2 separate regions of the Mus musculus genome follow, and region 1 is linked to region 2. The links are chromatin loops, found by intact Hi-C in ENCODE. Cell type or tissue: heart. All regions are shown on one strand.

Region 1 (8,000 bases), 330 kb after region 2:
GGTGCCCATGGATGTCAGGGAGGGATATTAGGCTTCTGGGAAACTCCCAAGGTCTGTGCTGGGAACCACTGAGTCTGTTCTCCAGATCTGACTTAGGTTTGTTTTTTGAGCCAAGGTCTTACATAGGTCAGGCTGACCTCACACTTCTGCTGTAGCCCAGGATGGCCTTGAACTCCTGGACCTCATGCTTCCACCTTCCAAGGGCTGCAATTAAACCTGTGCCTGCCACCAGGTCTGCTTTGTTTTTACACGTTAAAAAACAACCAAACAAGTGTGTGTCAGTGTTTTGCCTACATGCTGTTCACCGTGTGTTGGCAGGGCCCACAAAGGCCTGAGGTGTATCCGATCGATCCCCCAGAGCTAGAGTTATAGGTGGTTATGTGCCTTCTGAATGGAACTCTGGTCCCCTGGAATAGGAGCAAGTCTTATCTCCAGCCCTCTTACTATCTCTAAAAACCAAGAAATACATTGAAAGGATCTGGCTCTTAAAACTGTGTAACTCTTTTTATAGATCAAACAAGAGTCTGTACTTACGATAAGAGAAGCTCGTCGGGAACTGTAAGATGGGAACAGGAGAGTTAGTCATGCTAGACTAGTCACGGCAAACATGAAGCTCTTATAACAACGATCCCAAATCACTGCAGACGATGTAAACAGAACCTATCTATCCAATTCTACGTCTTTCCCAACCCATTGAAGCAATAATAGGATCTATTTACTTATTTAAAGAATCATTAGTTCCCAAGGATGGGGAGGCAGGGGAAACAACAGCTAAAATACACTGGGGGCAAATATGAAAGTGGAACATAACTTTCCAGACAGACCTCAACAAGACGGATCTTCAGCTATCGGTAGGGAGAACTGAGCACTGGTCTGGCACATACTCCAGAACCTTCCATCCTCCTCCCCAACCCTCTGCACAGAGGCAGGCAGATAGATCTCTGTGAGTTTGAGGTCTACATATTGAGTTCAAAACAGCCAGGACTATGTAGACAGTGCCTCAAAGATAAATAAATAAAAGAAACAGACAACCAAGCAGAAGGATGTCTCCGTTCCTTTCTCAGCTGTGGGTGGCTGTCGCTCCCTCTGGCAGATGACTGATGGTGTTCACGGAAGGCTCTAATAGAGGATTTCCGAAAGGACTAGGAGAAAACACCCAAGCCAGGGGGAGTTGCTGCTCTCTTCCCAACGTGGCTCCTGCAAGAACCAGCCCTCCTCCTTTCCCCCCTGCGGCTGAGCTGCTCTCCCAGTCTTCACCCTCCAGGCAGGAGACTCATTGGGAATCTGAGCCATCGGACAGGGAATAGCACTGTCATGGGTGTTCAGCTAAGCCACCTAGTAAGACGCATGCTAAGTAAGTAAGTAAGTAAGGTCTGTAAGTCCTTGCTTGAGTTTTCTATCCTTAAACACGGCAACTACAAATTACCACAACTAAGTAAAAAGAGAACAAAAATCAGCAAAAGAATCTACTTAGAGGAAACACTGAAGTCAGAGGGAAAGTTCCAACAACTATCACTAATATCAGAACAAACAGGCTAATGCAATCATAAAAACGGCAGGGAAAATTATAAATTAAATATAATATCAGAAATAAAAACCTCATAGAAAATCTGGAAGACACAGTTGAAGGAATTTCCCAAGAAGCAGAGGCAGGGATAAAAAGATTAAATACAGGAGATAAATTATTCAGGGACAATAAAGGACATGCTATAACCAAGGGATGGGAATACTAGGAAAAAACAAAAAAAAACAAAAAAACAAATGTCTATCAAGTAAGTTAGTAGAGCCTCACTTTGAGTGGAAAACAAAACCAGGGGCTGGAGGTGGTGCACCCGCCAAGAGCACTGGCTGGCTGCTCTCAGACAGCTGGAGTTTCTAGCACCCATGCTGAGTGGCTCTTAACCTCTGTACTGCCAGCTCCACAGGTCCAACTCCCTCTTCTGGCTTCTGGGGGCTCCCTCACACATGGACATTCATACATTCATACAGAAGTAAAAATGAAACTTGAACAAAATCTTATCAGAAGCTTGAGAATCATGGTCATAAAGAAGTTATAGCTGGCTCTCCACACCCGTAGGACCAACATCTGTGGACTCACCTAACACGAGATAAGAACTGAGGGGCTGGGCCACGACTCAGCAGTTAAGAGCAGGGTTCATGCCCCAGCTGGTTCACATTCCGGTACAAGGGAATCTGATGCCATCTTCTGGCCTCTCAGGGCACTGCACCCACATGGTGCACAGATACATATGCAGGCAAAATACCCATACACGTGGAATGTTTAAAAAGAAATGGAAAGGTCAGACACACACTTCTAACTGGGATGCTCAGAAGCCAAAGGCACAAGCACAGGGAGCAAGGCCAGCCTGGGCTATAAAGAGGCCAAACAAAATCACACAGAAACCAGTACTACCAACCCCTGAAACCTCTGAGCCTCTACTAAACATGTCATTCTCTCATTTTCTCTAAGCAACCCAGGATGCCATCTACCTACTCAGCACTGACACTGCAGAGAACAGGAGCTGTGAGTGATGTAGGGATGGTTTCAAGCATATTAAAGTACAAAGGGGGCTGGTGAGACGGCTCAGCCGGGTAAGAGCATTGACTACCCTTCCGAAGGTCCTGCGTTCAAATCCCAGCAACCACATGGTGGCTCAGAACCACCCATAATGAGATCTAATACCCTCTTCTGGTGTGTCTGAAGTCAGCTACAATGTACTTATGTATATAATAATAAATTTTTGGGCCGGAGTGAGTAGAGGTCCTAAAATAATTCAACTCCCAACAACCACATGAAGGCTAACAACCATCTGTACAGCTACAGTGTACTCATATACATAAAATAAAGTACAAAGGAAGGTGAATATGGGTCACATGCCATCCTACCAAAGGGACTGTACATCAGCAATCTTAACCATCATGGATACCTAGGAGCAACTGCAATTCAAAGACCCAGAGAAAATAAAAGCCACCGACAAAATTCAGGAGCAATGCTAGATACAAAATGCTAGACAATTATGGGACAATGTTTTCAGAGGTCTGAAGATATGCTATTTCCAACATGAAACTTAATACCTTTTTGTAACCCCCCCCCCCCAGCCTGAAATCTGGCTGATCAGGTTTGACTGTTAGCACTAAGAGAGCATGGGGATGAAGCCTGCCACCCTATCGTTCTGCCACTCCCACTGCTACTACCTGCCACCTAGCTGTTCCAGAGCCAACACATGGTCACCTGAAACTGGACTCCAAGGATGATTTGGCGGGAATGGGCCCCTCCCCCTTCTTCATAACCCCGTGTCTCCAAATAGTAAAATTGAACCTTGATCAGACTAATGTCTTGGTTCCATCCTTTCTCGTGCCGCCTAGTTCCCTCTTTTCTTCCAGATTCCAAGATGCCTCCCAGGCTAGAACTCAGACATGTGGGCCGCTGGCCGCCCTCAACACCTTTTAACCAAGCGTGAGAGCAGAAAAACCTTTTTCAGACATTCAAAGCCGCAAAAGCATAGTTCATGCCTTCTTCAGAAACCTACTGAGGTGTGTACTGCATACAATAAGACAGGTAACAATACACAAGTGGATCAACAAGAGGAAAGTAAACTGTAGGATGTGCTAACACAAGACCCAAACTGGGAAAAGAGAATTCCCAGTTAACACTGAAGGAAGACAGCAGCAGCCCAACCGGACAGCAGCCAGTCCATACTAGGGAAGTCGGCAGGCTCTTCGCAGATTCCTTTATGAAAATGTAACTGATAAAATGTCTTTTTTACCTTAACATTTTGAGTGGAGACCTGTGATAGTGGCATAAAATTTCAAGTTCAAGTAAAAATACATATGTAGAAAACTAAACAAGCTTAGAAAGCCGAGATGGTTATAATTCAGGGGAACCAAGTTACCCAGGAAAGGAAATCATAGCTTCTATATGGTCAAAATCATATACATGCAACCTGGACTTATATTCTGCACGGTTACCAAGGAAGATTGGGGATTAGAAAGGAATACCCAGACCCAATACTGAAAACTGCTCTACTGAAAAATAAACAGGAATTGAGAGTCTGCTCCTGTGTAAGGGGGCCCCTTCAGTTACTGGCATATGGATTAACCAACAGCCCTGTTCTGTAAAACTCATCTCGTTCCAGCATCTCAGAACATCTGTGGTCAAATCCTGGAAGCAAGACCTCACAACAGACTAACACCCCACAACTTCTTTGAAGTCAAAGCATGTTTGAATACCTGGTTGGCTGAATCTTTTACGTAAAAGACCAAAATGAGACTATTCGTTTACTTTTCTAGTCCCATTGAAGCAGTAACTCAAACCAGTTCACAGAGCACAATCAATGAACAATAGGAGTTTTGTGCTCTAATTTGGCTATCATTTAGAGAGGCTATTTTTGGGGAGAGTGCTTTAATTAGTCTACACTTCAAAAGCACCCCCCACCCCACCTCCAGTTTTTTGAGATAAAGTCTCCAGCAGCCCAGTCTGGCCTAGCATTATGTAGCTGAGGTTGACCTTAAACTTTCCCTTTTTCTTTCTTTCTTTTTTTTTTTTTTTTTTTTTTTTTTGTCTCCACTTCCCAAGTGCGGAGACTACAGCCATGTGCCCAGTCTTGTGCGGTGGTGGGGAATCCACGGCAGCTCTCTACATGCCAGGCAAGCCTCTTTACCAGCCGAGCTGCATAGTAGATCCTCATTACTAGTTTTCCCCTTTTGGTAGATCCTCCTACTCTGGTGAGTAAGCAAAGATCATCCTTGGTCGGTCATTTTGTTGGAGACAGGCATAGGGCGACCTCTACAGGCCAGAGGGAAGAAGTAATTTTCAACTTCCCGATTTTTTTTTAAAGGTTTTGCCTCCCTGAATGTTTTTTAGTAAAATCTATTTACTAAACAAAGTAGTAAACAAGGGTATTATTTTTAAACTTTGCATCACGGATTGTGGATAAAGATTCTGAGTAACTCGAAATTGTCTACGCATCTGCCATTCCGCATCCCAGCCCTCGCCCACTCCTTGGATGTACCCAGTGGCTCTCTTTAAGTACCGGGGTTCCCGCACACCGGCTCGCACTCAGGGATCTGACGTCTAGTCACTCAAATCCCTCTATTTAGTTAAGCGATTTAAGGGGCCCAGGCTTCAGGGACATAACCATGCGGGGTAAGAATAAAAGCCCGCAGGCCGTACTTCTCGCGCTGTCTCGCACAGCGGCGGCCATCTCGCTCAGGAGCTCTTCCACCACCTCCGGGAGCGCGACCGCCATGGCACGCCGCCCGTCTTCTCTCCTCCCGGGCGCTGCGAACTTCACGCGCCCTGCAGGCCGGGGGCGGGGCGGGGCGGGACGAGACGGCGTGACGTCAGCATGCGTCATCGCGCATGCGGACTGGCGGGGCGTCCCGGGCCAGCCGTGGCTTAGTGGATCTCTGAGGGAGGACCCGTCGGCATGTTCCGGTTGCTTCGCTGGCGTCTGGGTCGAACCCTGCTGCGGGCCGCGGGCCGGCGGTGTGGGGGTTGTACGGCGCGCCTGCTGCCGGAGCGGACGGGCGACGCGGGGACGGGCGCGGAGCGGCTGCGGACCCGAGGCGCGCCGGCGCGGGGGCACGGGGTGCTGCCGCTGTTGGCAGGTGAGCGGTGCGCTCCGGGCGGGGCCGGCCCGGCGGGGGCGGGGACGCGGGCACGGGCCGGTCCCGGTGACCTCTGAGCCGCTTCTCGCAGCTCTCGCCTGGTTCTCGCGACCCGCGGCGACGGCCGAGCAGCCGGGAGAGGACGCGTCAGACGAGGCGGAGGCCGAGATCATCCAGCTGCTGAAGCAAGCCAAGGTGAGGGGCTCGACCGGGCGCGCGCGCTCTCTGCTCCGGTTTCCCGAGGCCTGGATGGATTGGCCCTGGGTGGAAGGTTGGGATCCATCCAGACTGGTCCAGAGCGAATCCTGCAGCAGAATCGCTGCAGTTGTGAGTGCAGGTGGAGACCCTCACATTTCCTTTATTTATTTATTTATTTTGTCCAAACGTATTGATTGAGGATGTTTTGCGAGGGTGGCTTTAATCAGCTAACCTCCAAGCCGAATGACATTTTGTTCATAGACTATGAATGACGCCCCGAAAATGCAATTTAGTATCGTTTATGCCTATTGGTTTGCGTCTAAATCTGTTTCTCCACATCCTTTTTTTCCCCCCTCCAGGTTTATTTCATCTCTTCCTACGGGTTCAATATCGACTTAATGCCAACAACGTCCAGATTTGTGTTCAGACTGCAGTGTGTCATTGACATGCTGTCTCTATTGCAAGGCCACAGCTATCTCTCAGATTTAGCATGCCCGGGACTAAGCACTTTTTCTTAAATTCCTTCCCCCCAAATATGGCTTTAACAGTGTTCTCTCTATCACCTAAAAAATTAAGCCTAAAAAATCATAGTGGTTCCTCAGGCGGACCCCTGTGTTTGAAACCAGCTTGCTCTACAAAGCAAGTCCAGGACAGCCAGGATTCTGTTACACAGAGAAACCCTGTCTCAAAAAAGAGGAGAAAAAAAAAAAAAAAAACAGAAAATAATCATAATTGTTCTTAAAGTGTGTTGTTGATAATTCCCAGTTACAGCAGTAAACACAGTTGCCATCAAATCCAGAACACTTCTCAAATCGCCTGCCCTCTTTTTCCATTCCCTCTTTTCCCCCAGTTTTCCTCACACAGGTCCTGTTCTCTTGCCCCAACCGCAGTCCTTTCTCCGTGTAGCAACCTGAGTGATGGTTTGAAAATGTAAATCAGATTGTAGTAGTGCTTTCTTGTTTGACAGCTGAGTGACTTCTCCCTGTACCTGTGAGAAAACACAAACCCCCTGTCAGAGGCTGCAGGGCTGGAAGTGATCTAAGCCAGCGTCTCATCCTCCTGTGGCAAGAGATGTGATTCAGGACCCTCTGTCCACCTCTCCGTCCTCGAATGTCTTCTGAAGATCCATTCTTTTCACCCCTGTCTTTTGGGGTCATTCTTCTGTCCATTTCGTTACATGGTTAACTCCTTAGTCACTTTACCTCAGTTTTACTCTCATTCTCTTGAACACGTTCCAGATTCCTCTTGTCATTCTTCTGTGCTGTTTTTCTTCCTCTTTTCGTGAGTTTTAATTATGCCTACTTGTCCTACCTGATTCCCTGTAATCTTCAGGAAGAGAAGAAGACGAAAGGCGAACAGCTTCGGTAGGAACACAGTGCCAGGTGTGGTGGTCCACACCTTTAACTGCCACACTCAGGAGGCCGAGCCAAGTGGATCTCTGTGGGTCAGGAGGCAGCCTGGTCTCTGTCTCTGGAGGAAAAACAAAGTAAAGATGGCTCACATTCCTCCTGTGTGATCTGTTGGTTAAAACTTTGTTGTATGAGCACACCTAGATACAAGGGAGGCTAGTCTCCCTGTCAGCTGGGTGGGCATGGTACCTGGACATAGCTGGGATTCAGTACATTTTGTGAAGTGTCTGCTCTGCAGCATAGTGCAGCTGCCTCCTTACAGCTCAGTTAATGTTGCCTTTGTCTTTTCTCTCTAGTTGAGCATCATGAAAGACGAGCCAGAAGCGGCCGAGCTGATTTTGCATGACGCTCTTCGCCTTGCGTATGAGAGTGACAACAGGAAGGCCATCACGTACACTTATGACCTGGTAACTGCTCTAACCAGTCTAGCTATTGAGGAAGGGTACATGCTGAGAAAGTGTTCTTGCTCATTTATCTTCCTGACTGCCATGATGCCCTGAAGGTGTTTGTTTCTAGGTTTTCTCTTGGTTTAATTTTTGTACCCTCCACAGGGTCACTTATAATTTCAAACCATAAAGAAACAAATAGCTTTGTACTTTTCATTGGTGATCTGGGTTTAGTTTGCTTTTAACAGAATATATAAAATAAACTGTGTGCGTCTTTCACTATTGCTGTACTGAGCTTCTAGCAGATTAACGGGGGGTGTTTTCTTTGTTCTGAACTTTTTTTTTTAAGATTGTAAAAACAGGGAAGAGTCTTCCATTTTAAAGTTGTAAATCTGTG
Region 2 (8,000 bases):
ATTGGGGAAGACAAGAAATTTAAAAATAGAACACCAAGATGGGAGCTGAGTGCAGTATCAACTGATAGATGTGGAAAATAAAAGGATTCTGTGCGCCGAACCGTTACAGGACCACGGTCAGCATAGTTATCAGGTAGCCCAGAGAACGGGGGAAAATTTGTGCCAGCTACACTCAGACAGGGGCTATGTCAGAACTTACCAAGAGCTGTAGAAATTTAATACCAAGGGGATGAACCAGCCAACCAACAGACAAGTAAACTAAGTAGACATCTTTTAAAAAATACAAATGGCTAATAACTGTTTTAAAAAGTGTCCAATATCTCAGCCATCAGAGAATTGCAAACTAAAATTTATTTGAGATACCACCTTATCCCAGACAGAATGGCCATTGTCAATAAATCTGACAACAAATGTTGGAAAGGATATGGAGAGACAGGAGCCCTTATGCACTGTTGTGGGGTACAAATTAATTGTGAATTTTCCAGAGTATGTTTTTGCCTCTTTTGTCAGTGTTAAGTGGGTGTGGCTCTGCTGTTTTATCTCCAGGACCTCTATTCTATTCCATTGGTTTTCCTGTCCATTTTCAGGCCAGCATCATGTTGTTTTTATCCTTATAGCTCTACAGTATAGTTTGAAGTCATGTGTCTCTCTTACCTCCTAGGATTTCTTTGGCTAATTCATGATCTTGTGTGGTTCTATATGAATTCATTGTGAAAACTGGTTTGAAGAGTCTCACAACATTACAAATACAACCACCATCTGGGTATCATGCCTTTAATCCCAATTCTTAGACGGCAGAGGCAGGGGGATCTCTGTAAGTTCTAGGACAGCCAGGGCTACATAGAAAGGTCCTGTTTCAAAAGACAAAACAAAATGAACTGAAGCAAAGCAAACTACCACATGGCAGCTCCACACCCTACCATGGAGATGTCTGTACCACCCCCCTTTCCCGTGTCTATTGATGCTTTATTCACTGTAGCAAAAAATAGGAATTAGCCGAGTTGTCTATCAAAAGATGAATGAATAATGAATATATATAATCTATAATGGAATATTACTTAGTTGTAAAGAAAAATGAAGTTAAAAAGTTTGTAGGAACATGGGTACAGTGTAAAGTGAGATCTCAGAATTTTAGAAAGACATAAACCTCATGTAGCTTTTCATAATTGAATCTAGCCTATATGTATTGTTACATATGTTACAATATGACATATGCAAACAAATGTCCATGTGGGTACAGTATAACATGAAGAAAGAGAACAAGAAAGGCGCGTGTACAGGGATGGGGAGGACTGAACTCAGGTGATGGACACAGCTCCACTCCGAACGCCAATCCTAGCTAGATAGAAGCTATGTATACAGTCATTAAAAGCTGTATAGAATTGGCATCTGTGATATTTTTATTTATTTGCAAGTTTTATTTTCTTTATAGTGTAGTGGGTTTTTTGTTTGTTTTGTTTTGTTGTTTTGAGATGGATTTTTATTATGTAGCCTTGGTTAGTCTGGAACTCATAGAGATCTACCTACCTGGCCCTATTTTTTTTAAGCAATAAAGTTTATAAAATAAAAATTTACATTGTGTTTGTTCTCTGACATTATAGTTAATCCCATATTGACAGAGGTTCTGCCCTGGGGACTAAACACTAGTGTGCTCTTCAATGCTCTCAGATTCATGATGTCTCAGGGAGAGTCAGTATGTAATCACTTCTGAAAATGTGCCTGTGGCCTGTAAAGCTATTCGTTTCTATCAGAAAAAAATATAAACGTTCTTGTTCAAAACTCCAAGGAATTCTGCTTCATTTAATTAAAAGCCTCTAGCCATGGGGAATGCGGGATTTTACATTGGGTCACTACTAGATGTGTCCCCTAGGTGGCAGCAAAGTCCTAACTCTAATTCTGACCTACTGGGCTTGTGTTTTGGGAGGGTGGGATGGGGAAATGGGGGAGGGGGGAGGGGGGAGGGGAGGTGTCTATTTGTTTGTTCTTTTTGTTGTTCTTGTTGTTTTGTTTGTGCTTTAAGACAGAGTCTTTCACTGTAGACCAGGCTGATCTTCTACTTGTGGCAATCCTCCTGCCTTAGCCTCTCTAGAGTGTCAGGAGTATAGGTATATGCCAATGTATCCAGCTTCCTGGTCCTTTTAGAAACTAATGATGACAATGAGAGTGTATTTATGTAATATAGATATGTACGTATATATCTATATATTACATAATAAATATTACATAATATGTTATATAATACATTACATAATATATTGAATATATATGTTTTGCAAATAGGTAAATTTTGAGCCATCTTTGGATTTAAATTTTATTTTTAATTGAATATCGTTATATAATATTACTATTATGAGGTTTTAGTTCATTCTCCTGTGGAAAGAAGATCTTAATATGCTCTTCAGTAATCCATATATGTGTATATACTGCCACATCAATCATTAATCAACTTGCCTAATCTCAGTTGAGAGTCTCTCTTCTAAAATGACTCTAGCTCATGCCAATCTGACATAAAACTAACCAAGACACCCGTGTTACACAAGAATTAAGCAATTTAACACTGGTTAGAGAAGGCTTTACATTTCTATGGTGCATAAGAGTCCCAGGGCACTTACCGAGTGGTTTTGGTTGTTATAAATAATAAAACTATACATTTAACAATAAACAAATACAAAAAAGTTTATAAACTCTGGTACTCTTAAGCATAAAAATAATTTATCTGAATGACATAAGAGCCATCTGTGAGGGCTCCAAAGTGGTATTTAATCTAAAGTGTCCTCGGGTACATGTGTTACATGCTTGGTCCTTAGCTTGGCCCTGGAAGGTCCCCAGCCTCCCACTTGGAAGGTGCTGGAACTTTGAGGAATGGGGACTACGGAAAGCATTCGGGTCATTGAAAACATGCCCGTTAAAGGGGACACTGTATACCAGCCCGTTCCCTTTTTCTTTTGCTTTCTGAACACTTTGCCTTTTCATTTACCCCAGCAGGGAGGCCAACGAACAGAAACCCTCAAAGCAGTGAGCGAAAATCAACTGTTTTCTTTATAACTTGATTATCTCAGGTACTTGGTACAATAATAGAAAGCTGACTCCCATAAAAAGGCTCATCAAATAGGCCCAAGCAAAGGAGCCTCCATGAGGGCCTTTCAGGTGAGCAAGACGGCGAGGTCCCTTCCGCTGCCACAAGAGGGCGCTCTAGCAACATGAGTCACGGTTTGGAACTTGACTCACTTTTGCATCACGCATTCCAAACTTCGGGGTGGCACAACCCTTTGACAAAGCAGATGTCACAACTTAGAGCCCCAAAAGTATAAAGAGAGGGATGGTCTCCCTGCTGCAGCCATTAGAAAAGTAGGACCTACAGCATGCTTGCAACAATTCGGGCACGGTTTTTGTCACCAGCCTCGACAGTGGAGTGCCTCAATCCTGGCGTGCCTGTAAAAGTAATTATTGTTGTTATTGTTATTATTATTGTTGTTGCTGCTGCTGCTGTTGTTGTGTGTGGGTATGCTTTTACTGCTGAGCCATCTTGCTACCCAAATAGTGCTTTTGTTTGTTTTGTTTTGTGAGACAGGGTTTCTCTGTGTAGCCCTAGCTGGTCCGGAACTTGCTCTGTAAACCAGGCTGACCTCGAACTCAGAGATCCGCCTGCCTCTGCTGGATTAAATGAGTGCGCCACCATCGCCTGGCCCTGGTAGTACTTTTATTGCTGCTAATTTTGATTTGGGGGTGTAGGGTGGGGGCGGGGCTAAATTTGACTGCCCAGAGCCTTTGCTTTGTATGGGGATAACCCATATAAAATGCTTTCCCAAGGACTGCGATGCTCACTGAACTACACCGCAAGAAACAAAACAGAAAGAGGGAAAGCGTCAGACAAACCAACCAGGAACAAGGCAACAGAAGGGAGGCGGTAAATGCTGAGGCTCGATGACTGCAAAGCCCAGTCGGCTTGTCTGAGGGAGGACGAGACTAAATCCAGGCAAGAAGTGAAAAGGCTGCACAGAGTTACTCGAGGTCAGCGCATGACGACAAAGGGCAGTCTGCCGGAACGTAAGTGTCCAAATAGGTGAAGCAGCAGCGTGGTTATTTACAAAGCAGAACTCTGGGGGGACCGGGTGGGGGCGCACAAAGATGACATCAGATGTTCGAACTATACCTAAAGACATGGAAGACCTTAAGAATGCAGCTAACAAGTTATGCAGGGGAGTGTAGGTAAGGCCGGAAGGACTTGGCAGGAGGGCACAGGAGAGGGAGAAGGGCGAAAGAACACCAGAGAATTGTGGAAGGATCAAGAGACACTGATGAAACTGGGTTGGATTATGTCATACTTTGGAGGACTGTGTCGAGTAGGAGGCACAGTTTAGAGAGATCACCGGAGGAAGCAGACTTGTTTAACATACGGGCCTATTTCCTTCAAGGGAAGGAAATGATAACCGATACCCGTTCACCCGGAAGGCTAGAGTGGATGCTGTCTAACCCTGGTGATCTTCTGCTATTCTATGGACTCAGCCTTCACCTGAATCTGCCAAAATCCTGAGCATTGTCTAGGCCTCAGTCCTGAGCTTTGCCTCCCAGTGAATAGACCCCATCCTTATGAGAGAGGTCCCGTGTATTTTGCATTCCCCATCAATAGAATCTATCTGAGTGCTTATTAAAGGGCTCTTACAGGCCCCAGCATGGCAAACGTGGAACTGGCAGGTTTTGCCCTCTCCCCTTCCCCCTCTCTCGTCAAACTATTAGATTACATTCCTAAAGCTAGCCACCAAGGTCTAGCCCCGAATTTGGCCACTTCCTTATGCCTTCGTAATAGAATCTCCTTTGTGCCGAGAACTTGGTGTCTGGGTGTGTTCCGTGCCCACTCTGAGGTCCCTTCACTTCCTACAAGTGGATTTGTAGGGTCTTTCTTCCTTGGCCTGTGCCGTGAGCACTATTTATCAGTCAATACAACTCATTCTTAATATAAGAGTCACAGGTGCTTGGCTAGTTTGGAAGGGAGTTTAGGTGCAGCCGTCCCTGAAGCTTTATGGTGAGAATTGTCACATGGAGACTTTCCCCAAGGCTTTACTGTGCTTAAATGTGTATGGAAAATAAACCATGAGATCAGACTCTGGATGTGTGTGTGTGTGTGTGTGTGTGTGTGTGTGTGTGTGCATTTTAAAGACTCTCCTAGCGTGAGCCTTTCGGTGCACACCGCACACCTTCTCTCAAAGTACTTAAGAGGCAAAGGTGGGTCTCCGAGTTCATAGTTAGCCTCATGTACATGGGGAGCTCAAGCCCAATCAGAGCTACGTAGCGAGAACCTGTTAAAAAACAAAACCCAAACCCAAACCCAGCCCAACCCAGCCCAACCCAGCCCAACCCAACCTAAACCCAACCCAAACCTAACCTAAACCTAACCCAACCTAAACCCAACCCAACCCAGCCCAGCCCAACCCAACCCAACCTAAACCCAACCCAATCCAACCCAACCCAACCCAACTCAACCTAAACCCAACCCAACCCAACCCAACCCAACCCAACCCAACCTCAACCCAACCCAACCCAGCCCAAACCAACCCAGCCCAAACCAACCCAAACCAAACCAAGGGCTAGCAAGATAGCTTGCTGTGCTTAAATATGCTTGCTACCAAACCTGACAACCTGTCTGATTCCAGACAGCCACATGGTGGAGGGAGAGAACTGACTCCAGTAAGATATTTTCTTACCCACATGCACATGCACCACATGCACCCCGACACACGTGCACCGCATGCACCCCGACACACGTGCACCGCATGCACCCCGACACACGTGCACACCACAAATATAAATAAACAAAGCAAAACCAAAAACCCCAAGACAAAACTCCGAGGACTGATTTTGATAAACCATGTTTTCTTTCATACAGTCAGGGCCGGGGAACAAGCTCAATTCAAGAAGCTCTTGCCAGGCTGGCCCAGACCTGAGTTCCATCCCCAGAACCCATGAGACAACAGACAAAACCCAAACCCAACCCAAGCCAACCCAAGCCAACCCAACTCAACCCAAGGGCTAGCCTGCCTCTCCCTTCCCAGCACCAGAATCATAGATGCTCCCCCATGATCCCGGTGCTGGGACGGGAGAGGCAGGCTGATGCTTGAGGCTTGCTGCCAACCAGTGAGCGACCTATCAAAAGAAAGATGGCTGGCACCCGAGAAACAACACCTGAGGTCCTCTGGCCTTCAAATGTACACACACACACACACACACACACACACACACACACACACACGTATAACTGCACACTTATGTGTGTGTGTGTGTGATCTGCATGCTTGTGTGTAAGTGTTGGCACAAGTGTGTCACAGCATGGCATGTGGTGAGTCAGAGGATAACCTCAGGCTAATCCTTGCCTTCCACATTGTTTGAGACAGGGTCTCTCTTTGTTGCTCACCATGTATAACCAGACTCCCTGACCTAAGCTGGGAGTTCTGGGGTTCTCCTGTCTCTACTTTCAATCTCCTTCAATCTGGGATTACAGATGTGTGCCACCAAGTCTGGCTTTACATGGGCTCTGGGGCTTCAGATTCAGTTTCTCATGCATTCATGGCAGGTGAGCCATCCCCTTAATGCCTGCTTACTTCTTATTAAAGGCAGCGATCACTGTGGTTGCCATTGTGTTTCTCTATCTATCAGGACAGCTTGGGTTCTGTCTAACTCACAGATGGGTATGTGATGGCCCTAACTTGACTCCACGCTTACCACCCATCTCACTGTCTATTTGGCTCCTGCATAAGAAAGGTCCATTGACTGGGTGGCTTAGATGATGGAGATGGAGTCTCAGGGCCTCCAGATGTTGAAGGTCAAGGCTAACTTGATGTCTGATGAAAGTTCCCTTCCTGATTAATTGATAGGAACATCTTTCTACATCCTCACACGGGGAGATGTACAAGAGAACTCTGTTTTTGAGGATATTAGTCCATTTCCTGAAGTCTCTGCCTCATTATTCTCTAAAGGCTCCACCTGGGAACATTGAACAACACTGGGGATTGTGCTGCAACATCTGAACAGGGACATAGTCATCCAGTCAGAGAATCCAACAGTCTCACTGCCTGATGCTGCCTGATGGCAACAATCAATACTCCAGGTTATCATTCTGGATTGATACACACGTGTGCACGCACACACACACACACACACACACACACACACACACACACACACACACACGGCCTCCTGCTCACTCTCATGAATCTCATCCTCTCTTCTTTTCCAGAGAAAACCCTTTTGACTTTCTTCCCTCTACTAAAGGAAACCTTCATTTCCCTTCTTTTATACTTCTCTCATCTTACAGTGTGGGGTGGGGTGGAGCTGGGCGGGGCTGGGTGGGGTGGGGTGGGGGCTGCTTCCATCCTGGCCAGGATTCCCATCCTTTCCCTTTTATACATGCACAGTCTGCTGAGCAGTCATGCAGAGTTAACTTTTCCTGACTGCCCTTCAGTGGTATTCTTTCCATAAATATTTAACATGCTGAAGTTTCTTCCACCACGAAAGCAAAGCAAAACACCAACAAAGGCCAGCCCAACACCCAAACCCTCCTTCAACAGCCTTTCCACCTCTACTACCCGGGCGTCTCTTCCCCTCCCCACCTCATCTAGAAAGAATTGTCTGTGTTTCACTCTCACTACCTCAAGCATGACTCATGGTCCTGCCATTCTGTTCATGCATATTTAATAGTCGTAGGTGACTTTTATGTTAATAAATACAGAACATGTTCTTTAGTCTCTGGACAAAGCGTTCACCCCCAGGGGAGGGAGAACCAGGCTGAGAGAAAGGACAACCCTGAACTCGGTCTTGACCTTGTTCAATTCCAGGGCCTCAGAGGTGTCCTAGAGATGTTGGGGAATGAGGGCTAAAGTGAGGGAGAGGTCTAAGCTGGAACATAAACGGTCCCTGCAGTGTATCCACAGAAGCGTGTGTGTGTGTGTGTGTGTGTGTGTGTGTGTGTGTGTGTGTAGATAATCAATGTCAAATGAGTCATGGAG

Evidence for each region. Peaks named below come from ENCODE experiments on the same cell type or tissue, not always from the same donor. Only the 100,000 strongest peaks of a DNase experiment are listed, where the experiment ranks them.
Region 1: a loop joins it to region 2, with 7 times the contacts of the local background. A loop is called at or near these places in 30 of 42 quality-filtered maps.

The regions. Positions count from the first base shown.
Region 1 is chr11:62,276,084-62,284,083 of GRCm38, forward strand. It overlaps Zswim7 (zinc finger SWIM-type containing 7), which reads right to left and starts at 5,312. Exons shown (of 5, transcript NM_027198.1): 1 at 5,174-5,312; 2 at 535-556. The coding sequence starts at 5,249. It overlaps Ttc19 (tetratricopeptide repeat domain 19), which reads left to right and starts at 5,390. Exons shown (of 10, transcript NM_028360.2): 1 at 5,390-5,610; 2 at 5,702-5,805; 3 at 7,514-7,624. The coding sequence starts at 5,430. In heart, CTCF peaks have their summits at 2,206 (motif pointing left) and 4,799 (motif pointing left); DNase peaks (open chromatin) are centred at 2,178 and 5,338; H3K4me3 peaks cover 1,869 bases; H3K27ac peaks cover 1,632 bases.
Region 2 is chr11:61,947,636-61,955,635 of GRCm38, forward strand. Gm12273 (a long non-coding RNA gene) reads left to right here and starts at 3,282. Exons shown (of 3, transcript XR_388712.3): 1 at 3,282-3,440; 2 at 3,811-4,047; 3 at 4,416-5,099. In heart, CTCF peaks have their summits at 1,847 (motif pointing right), 2,049 and 3,166 (motif pointing right); a DNase peak (open chromatin) is centred at 3,216.